Regions from separate parts of the Mus musculus genome. Here region 2 is linked to region 1. Evidence: chromatin loops called from intact Hi-C (ENCODE). Cell type or tissue: gastrocnemius. All regions are shown on one strand. Links, peaks and the distances in the headings refer to the core of each region. The heading gives the core; the rest is flanking DNA. Region 1 has its middle 8.3 kb from the start of Gm40630. Region 2 overlaps Foxo3 (forkhead box O3).

Evidence for each region. A loop is a pair of places that touch in the nucleus more often than their neighbours do. Peaks named below come from ENCODE experiments on the same cell type or tissue, not always from the same donor. Only the 100,000 strongest peaks of a DNase experiment are listed, where the experiment ranks them.
Region 2: a loop joins it to region 1, with 2.1 times the contacts of the local background. A loop is called at or near these places in 2 of 42 quality-filtered maps.

The regions. Positions count from the first base shown.
Region 1 is chr10:42,085,770-42,094,788 of GRCm38, reverse strand. No RefSeq gene overlaps it. Among named protein-coding and RNA genes, the nearest start is that of Gm40630, 8.3 kb to the right of the region's middle. In gastrocnemius, for the core only: no CTCF peak of the experiment used is centred there; DNase peaks (open chromatin) are centred at 2,132 and 5,257; H3K4me3 peaks cover 949 bases; H3K27ac peaks cover 5,362 bases.
Region 2 is chr10:42,181,848-42,190,866 of GRCm38, reverse strand. It overlaps Foxo3 (forkhead box O3), which reads left to right. Exons shown (of 4, transcript NM_001376967.1): 4 at 4,572-9,019. Among named protein-coding and RNA genes, the nearest start is that of Gm38485, 88 kb to the left of the region's middle. In gastrocnemius, for the core only: no CTCF peak of the experiment used is centred there; DNase peaks (open chromatin) are centred at 3,550, 3,833, 4,551, 5,341 and 3 more places; H3K4me3 peaks cover 142 bases; H3K27ac peaks cover 2,662 bases.

The DNA of each region.
Region 1 (9,019 bases), core at 354-8,353:
ACTTCAGTCCTAATGGGGTTTCAGGGCCAAGAATATGACATTTCAATGGTTAATTCTTCGGTAGTCTTATGCTTCACTGGATAGCCGTGCTTGGCGGCGGTGACCAGCAGTTCCTTCGTAGAAATACTCTTCATGTATGCTCTCCTCGCGCTCGGTTCTTTCCTCCGACAGCCGCTGCTGCCGGGCTCAGTCTTTGCTTCTCTTCACCACCATCACTTGCTTCTTTGCCAGCACCAAGCTTGCTGGTGCTTCAGTCATCCCCCTACAGTCACACGTTCCCAGGTTTATCTTTAGCCTGGACCCAAGACTCTTTCATCCCACTGCCCACTGGGCACTTCCCCCTCAGACACTGCATGTTCTGAACCACATTCCTTACTCTTTTAGGCCTGCCTCACCCACAATCTCAGTAAATCTAACTCCTAGTTTCTTATGCTAAAGGACCATTGGCTTAACTTGCCACGTCGTCGTGTCGTCGTACCATGAACAGATTCTTTAGGCTTTACTTTCAAATGTGTGGATCCCCAGCAGGCAGCGCCTCCTGCTTTGAGTGGTGGTGAGCTTCGCTCAGAGACCTTCCTGCTCAAGTGCCTTCCAGCCATGCTCTGTTCTCCGTAGAAGACCTGAGATGAGCTTCACACTCACGGTCACATTATCCACCAGGCCCACAGTTTTCCAAACTCATTCAGAATTGAATGCAAGCCCCTTTCCTCTGTGATTGCCTCTCTCATCTCTTCTGGCCTCTATCCGTCCCTGAGACACTATCCACCTCGCTGTTATGTGCTCTGGTCTGGAATACAGAGGGGCAGAGTGAAGCTTCCTCGGTTTCGATCTCGGCTCACGTGTGCCTACGCCCATGCCTTTAGCACCTTGCACCACTATTTATTATTTATTTTTGCTTACTTGTTTTTTCTTCTAAAAAATATAAGCAAGGCAGGGACTTTAGCTGTTTATTCTGTGTCTCCAGACCCCAGAATGCTCAGTTCCTCCCTGTAAGGTCGGGAAGTATTTTAGATGTTCAACGAACATTTGTAGAAGGAAGGAAAACATGGCTAAGTTGGGCAGCTGGAGCCTCATTGCCCTAGATGAGGAAACCTGTTCTGCCAGCCGAGTTTTGCATGTGTGGTGCATTTCTGGGAGTCCTTTGTCCCTTTTTATTCCCCGACTGAATTTCATCTCAAGGACCTTGTCCTCCAAGCCTGCACATGCTCTCCCTGGGACTGACTTAGTGACCTTTCCATTTCACAAAGTCAGCATGGCCAATGTTTGATGATGTCCTACTTGAAGCTGCGGACAGAGTCTTCTCATGTGGCCCAAGGCACCCTTCTGCATCACAGGGAGAGCTAATGCCCCGTTCAGATCTTACCAGGGCCTGAAGGAATAGATCTACCCTGTACTCCTTTTGCAGAAATGCGGAAGGGGAACCACGGAGCCTTGTGCTGAGGGTTGGTCTGTTGCTATGTATTGTAATACTAACTTTGCAAATCTAAGCCTACGAGTCACTTTTCACGTTTACCAGCTGTTGTTGTGCAAACCTTGTTTCTTAATTTAAAACTATTGGTTAAATAAAAATTGGCCACAGCCAATTCCTGGGAGGATTAGAGGTAGGTGGGTTTTTGAGTTACCTGGTTGAGCATGGGAGAGAGGAGAGAATGAGGAGAAGGAGAGATGAGAAGCTGCCATAAGGGTACACAGGCCATGAGCACATGGCCAGGAGAAACAGCAAGTATTTGGGGACCACCACTAGGGAGGTAGCCAGGCCAGCAGTTAGAAAAGTAGATTAGGGGTGACCCCCAATAATTGTCAAAGCCAAATAAAATAACCACAGTCTGAATCACATTCATTCATAAGCTAGTCAGGCAAAAGTTTAAAAAAGTCATACTATAGCCAGGACAGGCGATGGCAGAGGCCTGCAAGCCTGTCCAGTCCCAGAATCCTCTGGGAGGACTGAGCAAGACTAGCAGGTTGTTCAAGAGGCCCTGCTGGTTGGTGCCCCTGCTTTCTGACCCTGGCAGTAGGGAAGGCTGCTGGAACCAGAAAACATGCAGGCTCGGTTGATGAAAAGCCTGTTTATTCCTAGTACACTGGACACTTTGTTCAGGAAGTGCTCATCCACTTGGAAATGTTGCCCTTGTCACAGTGCCAAGGTCAGTGCCTGCTGAGGCTATCAGCAGTGTGTGTGCCAGCTCTGGCTGGGCATTTTATTAGGTGTACGGCTTCCCTGGGAAGTGACTACAGAACACGGGATAGCTAATTTCTGTTTAATGCTCTCTCCACAAGCGTGCGTGAAGTTCCATTTTTATTGGGACTTTGAGAGGTAAAACATATAAAGAAAGGAGTAAGTAAATAGGTTAGAGCACAATGAACTCTCTAAACAGGAGTTTTGAGTGACACGATTCACTTTATAGTTCTCCACAGACACTCAATTATTATAATATGCTCATCTTTGCAAAGCGTTGGACCGCTCTCAAAAGTGTCTTATATTCCTCCTCTTCACTGAGGCTCAACTCATCCTTGTAAGGCAGGGCTGTGTGGACCCCCTTTTTAGGTGAGAAAATGGACTCTGGAAACTGAAATGGCTTGGATCGAACGACAGACTCAGAATTAAACAATAGACAGTGGAACCGCACGTCAACGCCCCAATCTCTTCCAGGCCAGGTTTGATGCGCCTATCACATTATGGTGGACTGGACATGCTGAGGCTTGTGAGGGGGCATCTCACAGCTGTGGATGTATGTAAAGGGTGGTTGTATCAGCTGTATTAACTGTGCCTTCCAAGTTAGAAGGTCCAGGACCCAGGTGATAAACAGCACCTCCCCCAACCCCCGCCCTTCTCTGGCAACCTTGTGGAGACTCCACGTGCCGAGTGACAATGATAATCCACCTTAGTGTGCTGGCACCCAGGGAGGCCAGCACCCCCTGCAACAGCCCATGACTCTTGGAGGGAACTCTCCATCCTGGGCTGCTGGAGAGAAGCACTCTAGTGTCTGCTCCACTGTATGGGCTCATTGTTGATCGGGGCAAGCAAAGTTTCTGTAGGAGTGGTCTGGTCCTATCTATCCCCTCCCCGATGTGCTGCACATGGCCACGCTTTATCATGCTGTGACAGTGTAGGCTGATTAAGTCTGGGAGTGCTGGAGAGCCAAGGAATGTAACTAATAATGATGAGAGGCAGTTTCTGGAAAACATTGAGACTATTTAGAGCATTTAGATGTAAGCTCTAGGGCAGAACTCTACGTGGGTTAAAGATAACTGTACCAGGGCAGCGTTTGTTCTTGATTCTTATTTACTCTTTTTATGGGTATTTATTTAATGTATATGAGGGTTCTGCTTGCATAAATGCCTGCAGGCCAGAAGAGGATGTCAGATCCCATTATACATGGTTGTGAGCCTTCATGTGGTTGCTGGGAATCAAACTCAGGACCTCTGGAAGAGCAGGCCAGGGCTTTTAACCCTGAGGTTACTTGTTCTTAGGCTCTGAAAAACCAAATCCATGTGTTTTGATTGGAGAAGACTTAGGAGTTTTCATTCACTGAACACTCGATGGTCAGAGAAGGGATCACGTTTGTGGATTCTCCTGACCCGAAGGCAGGTCGGGCCTAGCGTCAGGAGCCCTAGGACTCCTGTGCTTGGTCAGGTGAGTACGGTGTTCTGTGTAAAGGCATGATAAACTCGCTGGCAAGCTGGTAGACAGGGTTTGGGAATCAAGGTGTACACCAGGAGTTCTAGGCCTGTCAAGGAGTGCTCAGTGGGTGGTGGGTGGCACTTTCTATAGAACGGAGCGACCAAGTGATGAGGGAGCCAGCTACAGGAACAGAGGCAGGCAGGTGAGTGGAAGGCAGAGGCAGGAAGGCTCAGGTGTAAACAAAACAAAAACCAGGACCCAGAGGCCATGGGGATTTCATCTCGGCAGATGTGCTAGGACAACATGGCTGGCTGAGGGGGGGGGTATCTGTGCAAAGGAAAACAGATGTAGGAAATCCTACTGCTAGGAGATGGCTCAGTGTGGAGACTGCTTCTACCCAGGCCTGAGTTTGATCTCCAGCACCCACATGGTGGAAGGAGAGACCCAGTCCCCACAATTTGTCCCTTGACTTCCACATGTGTCTGTACTTATACACACACACACATACACACACATGCACACACACATGCACGCACACACGCGTGCACACACACACATGCACTCATTCACACACATGCACTTACACATGCACATGTGCACACACACACACACATGCAGGGGTGAGGTGGGGTGGGGGATGGCAAGTGTACACATGCAAAAATAAACCAATAAATCATTTTTTTTAAAGTTGAAGTAAGAAAGAAGCCACATCATACCATTAAATCTCTGCTAGGATTTCCTAAGTGGACCAAACAAAAGCTACATATTAAGTACTTTTTCAGTTTGTTTGTTTGCTGCTGGGGCTGGCTCCAAGGGCCTTGTGCAAGCTGGTTGTTCTAACACAAAGCTGCATTCCCCAGCCCACATGGCATCTTTAGCCATCCTACCCAAACCACCCTTTTCTAATCGGCTGGATCTGGTTTAAAGCGTCTGTGAAGAAGCATAGCTCTCACTCAAAGGGGATGAGAGAGAGTTTATTCTGGAGCCTACAGGGATGGCCACGGCTTGGGAACAGAGTTCTCTGTTTTGTTTTTGTTTGTTTGTTTTACATACATAATGTTCGGATAGAGTAACTGTTCCCGGAAGCTTTATAGTACCAGAACAAAGGGAATCATTAATCAAGACCCTTTTCATACACGCGGGCAGGCAGGTCCCAGAAGGACAAAGGCACAGCAGACATGGGCCTCAGACAGCAGCTGATGGACTCTCAGCCTTGTGCTTGGTGGAAGACAGACTTACCTAAGGGCCCCAGAGCTGCTGGGACGCATACAGAAGGGCAAGCAAAGGCTGTTAAAGAGGCTAATGATTGGCCCAAAGTAATTTGGCTCAGGACCTGGAACATTCCAGTCTCTCCGGCGCAGCTGCTGAGGTCCTTGCTGTGGGCAAGCAGGTTCATCTCCTTTCCAGGAACTTTCATCCACAAAAAACAGTTGGATTTTTGTTTTTCCTTCTTTTTAAAAATGTCATTCTTCTTACCCCAACCAGCTACACATTTCATCTGCTGGTTGGTTCCCTTAAAACTGTCTGTTCCTTCGTGTTCCAGCCTTCAATCCAACTGAACCCCAAGTCAGGCACAGCTCTGGCTCCACACATGTGACGTCATCAAGGCATCTGGTGCTGCTCCAGCCTGCGGTTTGCACCTGTGCCAGGAGGGGTGGGGCTGCTGTTCTTGCCTGCCTCTCTCTCTCTCTCTCTCTCTCTCTCTCTCTCCCTCTCTCTCTCTCTCTCTCTCTCTGTAGAAGGAGGGAAGATTCTGCAAAGATGCCTCCCTGTTTAGCCACTTCCTGCCACTGTGACCCTAGACACCATCCTGAACTTCAGTGCTGTGTTGGCACTGGAGCATACAAAGAAAAAAAGGAAGCAAAAACCTCAAGTGCGTTGTTGAGAAGGAACAGGCAGCAGACTTGAAAGCAAAGTCTTGAGAAGTGTCCTCCACTTCCTGGATCGATCCTGAGAGGCTTCAGTGACTCTTGGGAGGATTAAGCCAAAGGGTTTCAGGGAAACTTCTGGGCTTTTGTTCCCCTCAGTGGAAACCCTTGAGAAGTTAAACACACAAACACTTGGAGCGGGGGCCAGAGCTGCGACTGATCTGTCTGGGCTCAGAGGCAGTGGTCTTTAGAGCACAGACTGCCAGACACTTTTTAAAGCATTTCCTTTAATCGTTCCGAGCACCGAAACTGTTCAAAACAAACAAATACTAAAAACAAAGCAAAACAAACAAACACCCTACTCTGTAAAGTTTCTTTAGAGCTGTCCCAGCCTTAAGGAGGAGACACAAGTCTGGGGCTGCCACGCGCCACCCACTTTCTGTCTCCTGAAAGAGGTCAAAGGGACATCACTAACCCTATCTGCAGCTGAGAAAACTGTGACTCAGGGTGGCAGAGCGTCTTTTCCAGAATCGCAGTGACACAGGGAAGAATCAGGATGCTCAACCCTGTGGCAACCTGGGAGGTAGGAGCAAAGGACAGACGCCCGGGAGCAATGGCTCTTACCTCCAGCCCCCAAGCTCAGACTCTTGCCAAGGCAGCTGGATGGCAGGAGCAAGAGCATGCAGAAGCAGCGTCATGGAAGACCAGCAAGGGAAGATGGCGGTCTTCTAAGTACCTCTAAGGTGTGTGAAATTAGGCACTGGATTTGACCAGAAACATAGACACTTTCCCTTTCATCTGTCCAGGCACTCATTAATGTAACTACACCCCACCTTCCTGCTTGGGAGTTACCACCAACTCCACTGTCAGGTCGCAGATCACTCAGGGAGCTACATCCACTCTTGACTCAGGAATTGGCCACCTGACCTACAGCTGGTGAAGCTCAGCAAAGCAATTAACTCAGGAATAGGCAGGGGGACCACACCAGAGCCAGTAGAACTGCCCTCAGTTGCACAAAGAGGCTTAGTTTCTGCTGGCTGTGGACCTGGCGTGGTATAACCTGTCTCACAACAGCTTTGGTAGAACAGAGAGGTATAAGCTGGACCCTGATAAAGTTCCCTTGAAACCATAAGCACAGGCTGGGGAGATGGCTCAGCCAGTGAATTGCCTGCCTTGCAAGCATGGGGATTTGAGTTCCAATCCCTAGAACTCAGGTGAAAGGCTCAGCAGTGAGGGGTTCTTATGTAACCCCAGCGCCAGGGGAAAGAGTTCGATTCTTGAAGCTCATTAGTCAGTCAGCTAGACTAGCCCAGTCATTGACCTGCAGATCCACAAGAGACTGTGTCTCAAAAGGTAACACTGGAGAACTGTGGAGAAGAGACAGGCAGAGCTGGATTCTACATGCACGTGCACATATGTGCACCAGCATCCTCATGCATGTGTGCACACACAAGTACATGTACCACACACTATATCACACAGAGAGAGAGACAGAGACAGAGAGAGAGAGAGAGAGAGAGAGAGAGAGAAGCAAATCTTATTGTATACAGTGATCTTCCTCACAGATATTGTATTTGTATGAGACAATAATCTTTGTTGAAATTGGTTTGGGTCTCATCTTCCAACAGCAGACAGTGGGTCTTGTTCATAAACTAAGATTATATGTATGTCAGTATGTGCATGGATATATGCACACACATATAATTTCTATGGAAGATGTTTACTTTTGCTTATGGTTACAGAGATGTAAGAATCCATCATGACTGGGAAACATGGAAGCAAGCAGCAGGCATAGCAGCGGGAACAGGAAGTTAGAGATAACACTGTCAGCAAAAGCGAAAAGTAGAGAGAGTGCACTGGGCACAGGGCAAGCTATAAATTCTTAAGTTCACGTCTAGTAACATACTTCCTCTAGCAGGGCCACACCTCCTAAACCTCTCCAAACAGCACCACCAGTGTGGTCAGGTGTTCAAATGCCTGAGCCTACAGGTACACCCCCCATTCCATTCCCTAGCCCCCATTTTCCATGACCATAACTGAAGTGAAAACTTCTTTGGAGACTCAGGTCATAATGATGTTTTCCTGGGACAGACAAGTGAAAGGATGTTTTGCTGAAGCAGACACAGGTGAAAGGAGGTTTTGCTGAAAAAGACTTGTGAGAGGATGCACGATGTTTAGAAAGAGTGTAAACAACGCTATGGACAGTGGGAGGAAGCTATCGCATTGGTTTGCCTTGCTTTGTTTCATTAGTCTTTGCTGACAAGTTCATGTACTGGTTCACCTCGCACTGTGTTGCTGATCTATGTTATGACTTCATAGAGAGTAACTGGGAAAGAACTTCTCATGACGTTCCTGTGGCTTCTTGCAGCTTCCGCTGACTCATGATGGAGCCTCGTGATTTAGTTACTGGACCGGGCTGCCGCTGCTGATTCATGTATGGTGTCTGCCGAGTGGACTGGACCGAAGCTACTGATTCATGGTTGGAGGTTTGCTAGTAGGCTGAACTGCTGATATCCTAACAACGAAGACTAGAATCACCCCAATGAACTGTGAACAACATTGTCAAGGTTCCTTTCTAAATAGGTCTAGTTACCCTGTGTCCTAATAACCTTTCTTTTCCACTACTTCTAGTGGGTGGTGGGCTAGAAGGGAGGTTAAAGCATTTAAGAACCCTTATTAAAGTAGGTTTTGAAAAAATATAAGCCTACATATAACATAATGCAAGATACATTTAGTCCAACTTCAAAGATCCTCATAGTTTTTTTTTTTTTAAACAATGCCAAAAACAAGTCCAAAGTCTCTTCTGAGGCTCAAGGCAATCTCTTAATGAAACCCCTATGAAATCAAAGAGCAATTTATGTATCTCTAACATATAATGGTTCAGAAGATACATAACTTTTCCAAAATGTGTGAATGGGAACATAATGAAAAAATGCTAGAGCAAAGTAAATCTAGAACCCAGCAGGGCAAGCATCAAATCCCATAGTTCTGGTGTCAAAGAACTTAAAGAACTCTGCGTCTCCAGCTGCCTCCAACATACATCTTTTTCTTGGGCTGGTTATACTCCCTGTGAGCATCTCTTTTTAGCAGATATCCCACGGCTCTGGCTTCTCCAAAATCTTAGGGTACCCAACTGTAACCCAAGCTTTACTTTCACAACCTTCCACAATGGCCACTCACAGCCTCTCCCCGTCAGGGCCTTTGCTCCGGAGGGGGATGGTCCCCTGTCACTTGCTCCCTGGCTTCAGTGACTCTCAGAACCACAGAAGGGTTCTACGGCCCCTCACTCTTGTGCCTTTTATGACTCTAACCCTAACAACATATTGAACAACATTGTCAAGGTCCCTTGCTAGCTTGGGATGAACCCTCACCCTCTTGAATGGCAGTAGTCACTGTTTATGCTTGTGCCTGCTTTCTAGGAGCAGAAATCCCCTTAAGCCTCTCCCTTTCCCCGGCTGGAAGCTTACCTTGGTAGAGCACCAAGGGAAACCCTTCACTTGATTCTAGTATAGAGCATACTCTCCTTAAT
Region 2 (9,019 bases), core at 578-8,577, 96 kb before region 1:
AGAGGTTCTTGCCGTCCCTCAAGGCAGAGACAGGCAGTCCTCTGCTCTCTTTAGCCTCAGTGATTCCTGCCACAGCTCTCTGTCCTCAGCTGTGAAGTTTGAAGATTGCTGCTTCTCTCAGTTTCCCTGCATTTTGTCAGCTCAGCACAGAGGCTAGCCAACGGGACAGGCAGACAAATCTAGGCGTCAAAGTGTCCTGGAAACCAGAAGCTCTTGAGGTGCTCTGTCTTCTCAGCCAGGCCTGGAAGCTTTCCCTGACACCTGGAAAGCTCCAGCGTGCTGAGGAGTAGAGCACATCACAGTCCAGCCCAACATGTCACCAGTCTCACTGCAAGCTGTGCTTTCTGTCTTTCAGTGTGTAGAGATCGGTGCCTTTCCCATGGTTAACAACACTTATCTGTCTGTGTCCTGGTTCAGCCACCTGAACTCAATAAGCCAACTATCAGAGACAAATAGGTAGCAAAGAGCCCAAAAGGGGTGGATTATTCATTGAGGCCGTGTTGGGAAGGGGGACGAAGGAGCCAGAGACTTCCCCAGGTCTTGAGTTGGGCATGCTGACTGACAGTGGAGCTGGGGTTCAAACTGAAAGTAGGAGGTGCTTTGCTCAGCAGCCCAAGGACTGTCTCATGGCCACGCCTCCCCTGCGAGGTCTCTGACCAGTTGTAAATGTTGCTCTTGGAGATAAGTTCATCTCTGGCTGACCTCAAGGGCATTTCCTCTCCTGCAGGAGATTCCTGGGGAGATTCTAATTTCTTGGGGTCCAATCTCTCAACGGTCAGCCAAAGAGGCAGCACAAACCTCCCTCAGAGCACAGCCATTCCTCCAGACAGGTTGGTTTCACAAGGTCCAGGTTTCCTTCTGGAGAGCTTTGTCACCAAACAAACCTGCCCTCCCCTGCAATTAGAACCTCCTTGCCTGCCTGTCCCTCAAGAGTGCTCACTGCCTGTCACAGCTCCATGGCAGCGTTTGCCAAGATGGAGCTTTATACAGATGGTACCTCCTAAGTCCCCTCTCTGGCCAGCATTGCATGGCCAGTCGTAGGCCCGGGATGGGACGTGCAGAAGCCAAGCCCCAGATATACTGCCTGCCTCCGGGTCTCCCTTGCTTTTTCCGGTGATGCATTGTGTTTACCTTTGGAGTTGAACTCCACAGGAACGTGTCAAAGTGCGGTGTAGCATTTGGGTCTGGCTGCCTCTGTGCTCCAGCAAAAAGCATTAAGTCTAACAACGCACAACTGTTCTCTGAACTCTGAGAGGCCGCCCTGTCCATCAGAGGATCTCTTCCTTGTCTACGCTGAATGCTCTATGCTTGGTCCCCAGCTTGACCATGGGGTTACAGGCTGTCCTGAAACTCTCAGTGTCCAAGCGTGACGATCACAGCGCCTCACTGTACCTTGCAGTTCAGGCAGACAATTAAAATCCCAGCCAAGAGATCGCTGCTAACTAAGCCTCATGGATCTGGGAGCCTAAGAATTCCATCCGTTGCTCCTTCTCAGCTCTCATAGCATATTAGTATCAGGGTCTTCATTTCTTCTCTGCCAAGAAGATAAAAATGCTGCTGACAAACACATGCTTTGCGTCGTGAGGTTATTCGGTTGTGGGAGACCAGCAGTGGGAACCGTTACTGCTCCGAGTCCAAGTTCAAGTGGATTGGGTTGTTCTGTTTGATGTCATTCTGGAGGCCTCTCCCACTCTTAGAACATCCTGTGACTTGGTGGTGATAACTAGGCAGAAAGCAGCCTTCCCCATAGATGCCAGGGTTACCAAGGGACTACCTCTCACCAGGTGACAGCACCCACCGATGTCTTTAGAATATACCTCCTGACTTCTGTGGTCTCCCACTTCATTCCCCTTGACTCAGTAAAGAACTTTTAAAGCTTATCTAGGAGAGAAGAGACTCTTCCTCCTCCCCGTGGAGGTCACCAGGAAGCCTGACAGTGTGTCTGGTTAATTGGTACATTGCTTAGTGACTGCAGAGGCACAGCAGTGAAGCCTGCCAGCCTCGGCTTTCTTTTCATCCTAAAGTCTGGCTGGGGGAGGGGGCTGTTGCTGTTGTTTTTGTTTTTAAGATACAGGAGCATCAACGCATACAGAATCCTCACAGCTACCTAAACCAGTGTGAACGCCCAGAAAACCCATGAAACTTCACACTCATCAGGGCATCACTGAGTCCCCAGCCGTGGCTGGCTCTGTCCCTTTGCTCCCCCACTTTTTCGGTTCCTGAATGAAGGACAGGTGGGAGCCAGCAGTGAGCTGCAGAGGCTGCTCCTTCCGCGGGTCGCCGGAGTCCTCCATGCCCCTTTTCAGGATGGTTGTATTTCTCTTTCGTCTCTGTCTGGTTCCTTTACACTCTTCCTTCTATCACAGCACAGAGAAACTAAACAAAGCATTGACCTTCCCGAGGGTGACGTGAGGGTTTGCTGTGAGATGTGCCCTCTGTAGGAGCTGTTTCTGGCCCTGTTGGCTCAGCCCAGAGGCACGGAGGCAGCTTCCTGCACAGGCCTCCTGGGAGGCCTTGCCTGAGCCCCTGGAGGGAACTCCAGCACATAGTGTCACAGATGGCCCCACCCCATTCTGCAGCAAGGGGAGAACGGTGATGATCAGAGCCTCCTCTTCTTAATGATGACATTCCCAGAAGATGCTGCGGCTTCGCTGAGGGAACGGGGGTGTGGCGGCCTGGGGATTGTTGCTGGTGTGGCTTTGGACTATGGTGGGGCTTCTGACCCAATTTCCAGGCCATGGCCAGCCCTAACTACATGATAACATGTTGCGTAGCTCACTACACCCTGGATGCTTCCCTCCCAGCCTGTAGCAGCCCCAGGATCAAAGTGGGCCATATTCAACCTCTCTTCTTAGGGAATGAAGTGTGTCATCTTCCCATCATGCACTGGTTTTCACAGCAGAATAATTAGCACCAAAGGGAACCAGGGAGGGATCTGAATTAGGTAATACCTTACCAGGTCTCCCCTAGGCACTCACAGAAAGTCAGGATGGGGAATTGGGGAACTTAGTCCCCTGCTGATCAGTGGCATAGTGGTGTTAGACTGTGATTTATTAGCTCTTATTGGGGTGGGGGGACCTAATCCCTTTGAAAGGACTTTATCTTTGAGACCATGTTGGGTCATGCTTTCAGGGACCCGCACAGATGACTTAGAGCAGTCTCATCTCTACCAACGTCCTCAGATACTGGTGTCTGGGGGTTATTTTAGCTTTTTCTCCCTCAAAAGTTATCGGCCAAAATAAAATTGTCTAGCGGCTTTACACAACAGAATACTAACCCCTGCCCCACCCCCAAGGAAAAATTCTCAGACAAACAAGGGGTCTACAGAAAGAGACGGGACTTCTTTTCCCAATTCATAGTTTTTACCAATAAAAACCAAGCTTCCTTCTGCTCTCTAGTGCTGTCACCAAAGTCAGTAAGACAGGATACTCAGTCACAGGAGGAGTCTTAGAGTCCAGGAGGAGGTGGGGGGTGCGCTACACTGTGCAGCCAGAGCCTACAGTTTTCAGTTGCTCAGTCCCTTCGGAAGGCAACCTTATGGTGTTGCTTTGCTTTGTACGCCAGGCCAGCCAGCAAGGTCTCCACAGACAACAGATTTTACGTCCTGGGGTGCGGCCTGATTCCTTTAGCTTCATCTCTGAGTATATATACTTTTCTTCTTTTTTTAAAAAATGTATTTATTTTTATTTTATGTTGTGTTAGGAGTGTTGCATATATGTATGTAAGCAGACCACGTGGGTGGTACCTGTAGGGTATCAGAAGAGGGCATCAGATCCCCTGCAGTGGGAGTTGTAGACAGTAGTGGGCTGCTCACTGGGAAGTGAGCCCAGGTCCTCCTGAAGAGCGCCCAGTGCTCTTGACTGCCGAGCCATCTGTCCAGACCTTCTGGGTGTACTTCTTACTGTTAATTCTCTTAACTCGTCTGAGCTCCCCGAGTGCTCTCGGGAAACCTCCATGATGACTATGGAGGCAGAATCATGCTATTAACAAGATAGTCTGTGAGAAATATGTATTGTATGGTTGTTGGTTTTTTTTTTAATTCAAAACTTTTAATATATATATATATAAAAGTCTAATTGGTAAGATAGCTCACTTGAATCTTCCACAGTGGAAAAGCCAGGATTCCCCATGAAATCTCACTAAGCGTTGGTTGCTGACCAAGATCAGGTCACCCCTGGGCTGATGGGGAGGACACAGAGGGACCAGCTTGTGTGTCTTAAGCAATCTACATTCCAAAACCTAGACTGAACCCTATTCCGTACCTGGCTGACCCTAACTTGGCAAAAACCCACCCAAAATGTTCCTAGTGTGCCTTTCTCAGTTATCTCCCACAGTGCAGAATCACATTTCTTTTGGGCTTTTTAACTTCAGGATGCTATAATAAGAGTTAAAGGTAGTCAGTTCTCTGTGTTATCCTTAGATGTCAAACCTGAAGCACTTAGCACAGTAGCCTTAGTGCACAGACCTGGGCTCTGAGGTCAGACAGGCGGGTGTCTGGCTGACCCCTAGCTTCCTCCTCCCTGTGGCTTTCTGAATGCCCTTAATAACTCTGGATTTCTTTTCTCTTTCAGACCCTCAAACTGACGGAAGACCTACAGAGAAAACCCTTTGCCAAATCTGCTCTCAGCAAGTGGACAGTGATCCGTTTACAGCTTGACACCTTTGAGACTCCCACGCCGCTTCCCTAACCCAGCAGAGACTGTTAGCAGCCCTGGCCCTGGGTGAAGCCCTTACCCGTGGAACAGAACTCTATAACATATGCAAAATCTAACTCATCTGCAAGTGACCTGCCAGCGTGGACAGCACCCATCAGCACCCCCCACTCCTTCAGAGCACACCGGGACCCCGTTGGCGACTCCGTCGTGTTTTACTATCATGATGGTTTAGGGGATATTTTAAGTGTCGTCTTGTGTTTGTTTCCTTTGACCCTCTGAGTTTTCTACACACAGTAACCTGCAGTATTTTTCTGTTGAAAATGTTAACTGTCCTTTCCCTAGCACACTTAAAAGCAGAAGGAAGGTGTTATATCAGTTCCCAGTCTGGCCTTGAGCATCGCAAGCTTTTGAGCCTGTGGGACCCCACAAACTTAACACATTGCATAAACTAATGGGGGGGGGGGCGGGTATTTCTTCTTTTATTTGGTAGAAAATTATCCTTTTCTAAAAACTGAACAATGGCACAACTGCTTGCCCTGCGTGCCCGACCAGGACCGAACTATGCGTAGGCGAAGCAAACAGAGCCAGGCATCTGACCCAGTAGTTTCCAGTTCTGAGTCGGGGGGTGGTCTGTGGGTGGAGACCTTGATGCCCACTCCGCAGTTGCCTGCTCGGTGGGGCTGTGGTCTCCCGCCATCCTCCGCGGTAGGCGGTATCTCTGCTCTTAGGAACTAGGGCCTCTTCAGGAAAGCATCAGCTCAGCCTCTGCCCGTTGCCAAATGCCACGAATGGGTTTAGTCTTGAGGAGAAAAGAGAAATGTGTGCCTGTTCTGCTTCGTAGAAGACGTGGAGTTACAGGTGAGCCATTTAGCATGCGTGTGAGAGCGACAAACCACGTCTGCACCAGCTGGTCCAACGGCACTGTTTGTGAAACGTGCATATCTTTTGATTCTTTTCAACCTTGCTGTGTGTACGCTGATCTTCCTAGAAGTGTATGAGTGACAGGCAATAGTATACAAGGTGAGATATCTCTATATATATAGGCTTAGTTTGTAATTCTTCAAGTGATTCATGGAAATACAAGATAAGGCAATTTAAACTTTTTTTTAAAAAAAAACTTTTTCTGCTTCTGTGGAACTCATTTTTGTTGTTGTTGTTGTTGTTTCCAAAAAGTTATGGTGCTGTATAGGTGCTTTCTGTTGAGCCTGCAGAGTGTGAGTGTAGGTGGTACTCTCTTTGGTAGACAGCGTAGTTGGGAACACCTTTGGTACATACAAAACTGGTGTGGCGATGCTCTGACTAGCACAGCATATGCATATGTCTCCAAAGTGATATCTGAAGGCTTTCTTCTTTGCATAAAAAGCACTAGGCATTTAAGTGTATAAAATATTTTATCATGTACAGCAAAGATGGAACTCTATGCATGGCGTCAGGAATGTGGGCTAATGTTCTAGCACAGGCCTCCCCGCTTGAGTTCTCGCCATTGCCTGCACTGTAGCTGTGAACACCAACCCAGGCGTGCCACCCAATCCCCTGCCTCAGCACTGGCCCCCTTGTGCACCTTTGCTTCCTGAGCACTCTGGGGGTGGTGAAGATGGCCATCACAGCCCCTAGCACAGTGAGAGTTCCACTGGGTATTGTCACAGGTCTCTCCTGCCTCGCTTGGATTCTTGTGTCTGAGCGATGGCCCTGTTGATTCCACTCTGCCTTTTATGGAATCTGTACGTTACCACGCGGCTGTGGTCCTGCTAGGCCTGTGGCACGTTGCCTTTCCCAAGCTGCTACATGTTTATAACCTTCATTTTTAAAGTCCAGTTTTGAAAACGTGTATAGGAGTCGTGTGACCTGCTGGCCAGAGAGCCCATACTTGCTTATCCAATCCTTGATGGTGATGCTAGCCACGCCCTGATGCTTCAGCCATCAGCTGTCCCCGCAACTGTGTCATTTTGGTGGAGGACTAACTGGCTTTCTGGCTTCCCAGAGTGCTGCACCCTGGGTGGAATGTCTCAGGGTGGCAGCTGAAGGAACAGAGAAAGCTCAGGTACAAGGGAGAACCCCAAGTGCTTCCAACATGAGGGCCCTGAGCATTCTCTGTTGAGTTTAAAGAAACGCAGACCAGCTCACAAGATAATGTCTTGGCTCTGCAGTTTACAGGCACTGGGAGTGGAAAGGACAACCCTCCGGTGCATTCCCCTAGTCTTAAAACTTGGATTTCCTTTCAGACATGGTAGCTCGTTTATTCTCCTTCCCAGTGTTTGTTAGGTTTCAGGCACCAGATCTCACAGAACGTCCTAGAAATCGACTATAAGCTGAGGCGGGAACAGGGTGAGACAAGAGTCGCCTCGGCAGAGTGGGAGAGCAGAGGCAGAGTGCTTTGATTTACTCTACACACAGAACACGTGGAGAGCTGAGGCCTGCCGGGCCCTGGAGAGGCTCAGGCGAGACTTGGACGGCAATGCCTACTGGGGTATTTGCACTCCCACCCTCAGACTCCCCACACAGAGAGGCCAAGCTCTCTTAAGAAGCCCAATTGTGTGTCAGACTTGACAGAGGTATAGCCTGGGCCCTCTGTACCTTCTGTTGGGACCCTGCTTTCAGGGTAGCTTGGCCATTGGCCACCAAGTAGCATTCTCAGTGTCTTAGGTCCCTAACAAGGAACCGGTCTGTTGAGACATCTGAGCAGGTGACCTTGTGGACCTTCCAGACTTAGAACCAGCCCATGGAGTCCTGATGAGAAAGAAGTGTGCAGTGAGCCCTCCTGGGGAGCCCTGCACGCCTGTGACAATGTCACAGAACGCCAAAGGCCCATGTGGAAGACTGGCGTTCTCTTCAGGCTCTAGAACCTGATACCTTGTACCAAAGATAGAGAAGAGCATGGGGCAAGCCTTCGCCATCCTAGCTCTAGGACTGACTGGGCTCAGCATACCCGGTTAACTGTGACTGCATTAGAGGTGTGTTCTCCATTGTATCCTCTGCAACATAATGACGGCTGAAGCACATAGAACTGTTTTCCTACGTCTCCTGCTAATGGAGGAGCGTGCACTAGGTGTAGCACAAAGCAGACATTGGGGCTTGATGATTAGCGTCAGCCTAAGGAGAGGTACACCCCATCTCAGGTGTGACTTCAGCCAACTTCTGAACCCATGTACAGGTTCATAGGGACAGACAACTCTGCCTTTTCTTGAAGCGCTCCATCCACTGAACGAGCAAGCAGCCTTTGAATCTCTTGGGAAAGAGCTTTAAGAGTAAGGCGGGGAGAAAACAAGCCTTCCCTCCCTCCGTCATCCCCCGGACTAAGGGAAAACAAAACAAAACGCTACCTATTCGCTAAACACAAAGGAAAGGTAATAAGAGACTGGCTGAGTCGTCATCTTCTTCCTGTATTTGGGAACATCATGATTAGGTGGACGAGTGTTGAGTTTTTTAATTAAAAGCAGACCTTTTGTAGAAAAGCAATCACTGATACAGAGGTACAAAGAAGCCAGTTCTGGGGGGGAAGAAGTAGTGGGAACACAGGGCATGAGGTTAGAGATGTCTGTGGATCACGTCTGTCAAACAGGACTAGAGAAAGATGCCCAAGCAACTGACAGGAATAAGTGGTGTTTGAACTAAATCTCAAGTGTATAGCATACAGATTAGATGGATGAAGTATTTTCTCTTGTTGAATTTTATTCATTTGTATTCTTTCATGAATGAATGATTGCAAGGCCTCGGTCACACTCCAGGAATACTTGTGCGACTGTTTTTTTTTTTTTTTTTTTAAAGCGTGTGTCTGGTCACTTCTCTAAAATGATCTCCTTGTCTGGCAATCAGCCTTCTCTGTAGACTTGTCCCGGCACATTATGTACGTGGGAAATGTGGACAGGTGTGAAGGAGACCAGAAGAATTGGTGAATACTGAAAAGTGTGTTGTGCATTTAGGCTTCACGTGGTTAACGTTTTTTGGGTTTTTTTTTTTTTTTAAGAAAAAAGTTGCATGAATGAAAACAACCTCTGTACACATTACCTGTAAAAATGGCCTGTTTTGATTTCTTGCTTCTACCCCACACAAACTAGAATTTCGTGTGGCGCGTGGCCATGTTTAAACACCTGCAGCAGTTGGTCGTCTGGTTTGAGGCAGACGCAATCCTGCTGCATTCTGGGTACTGAGGACCTTGTCTAACCATACGCTGCCGTGAGTTAGCTCTGCCGCCTTTCTTCTCAAGGATCAAAACCAGTTTGATTTGGGAATCTGCCCCTTCCCGGTGGAATGGAGGTGCGTACTTCCCGTGGCGTTTGTAGATATTGCCTGTGTATTCCATTTAAAACCATAATCTAGTTTGTAAAAGAGATGATGACGCATGTAAATAAAGCTTTGGTGACACT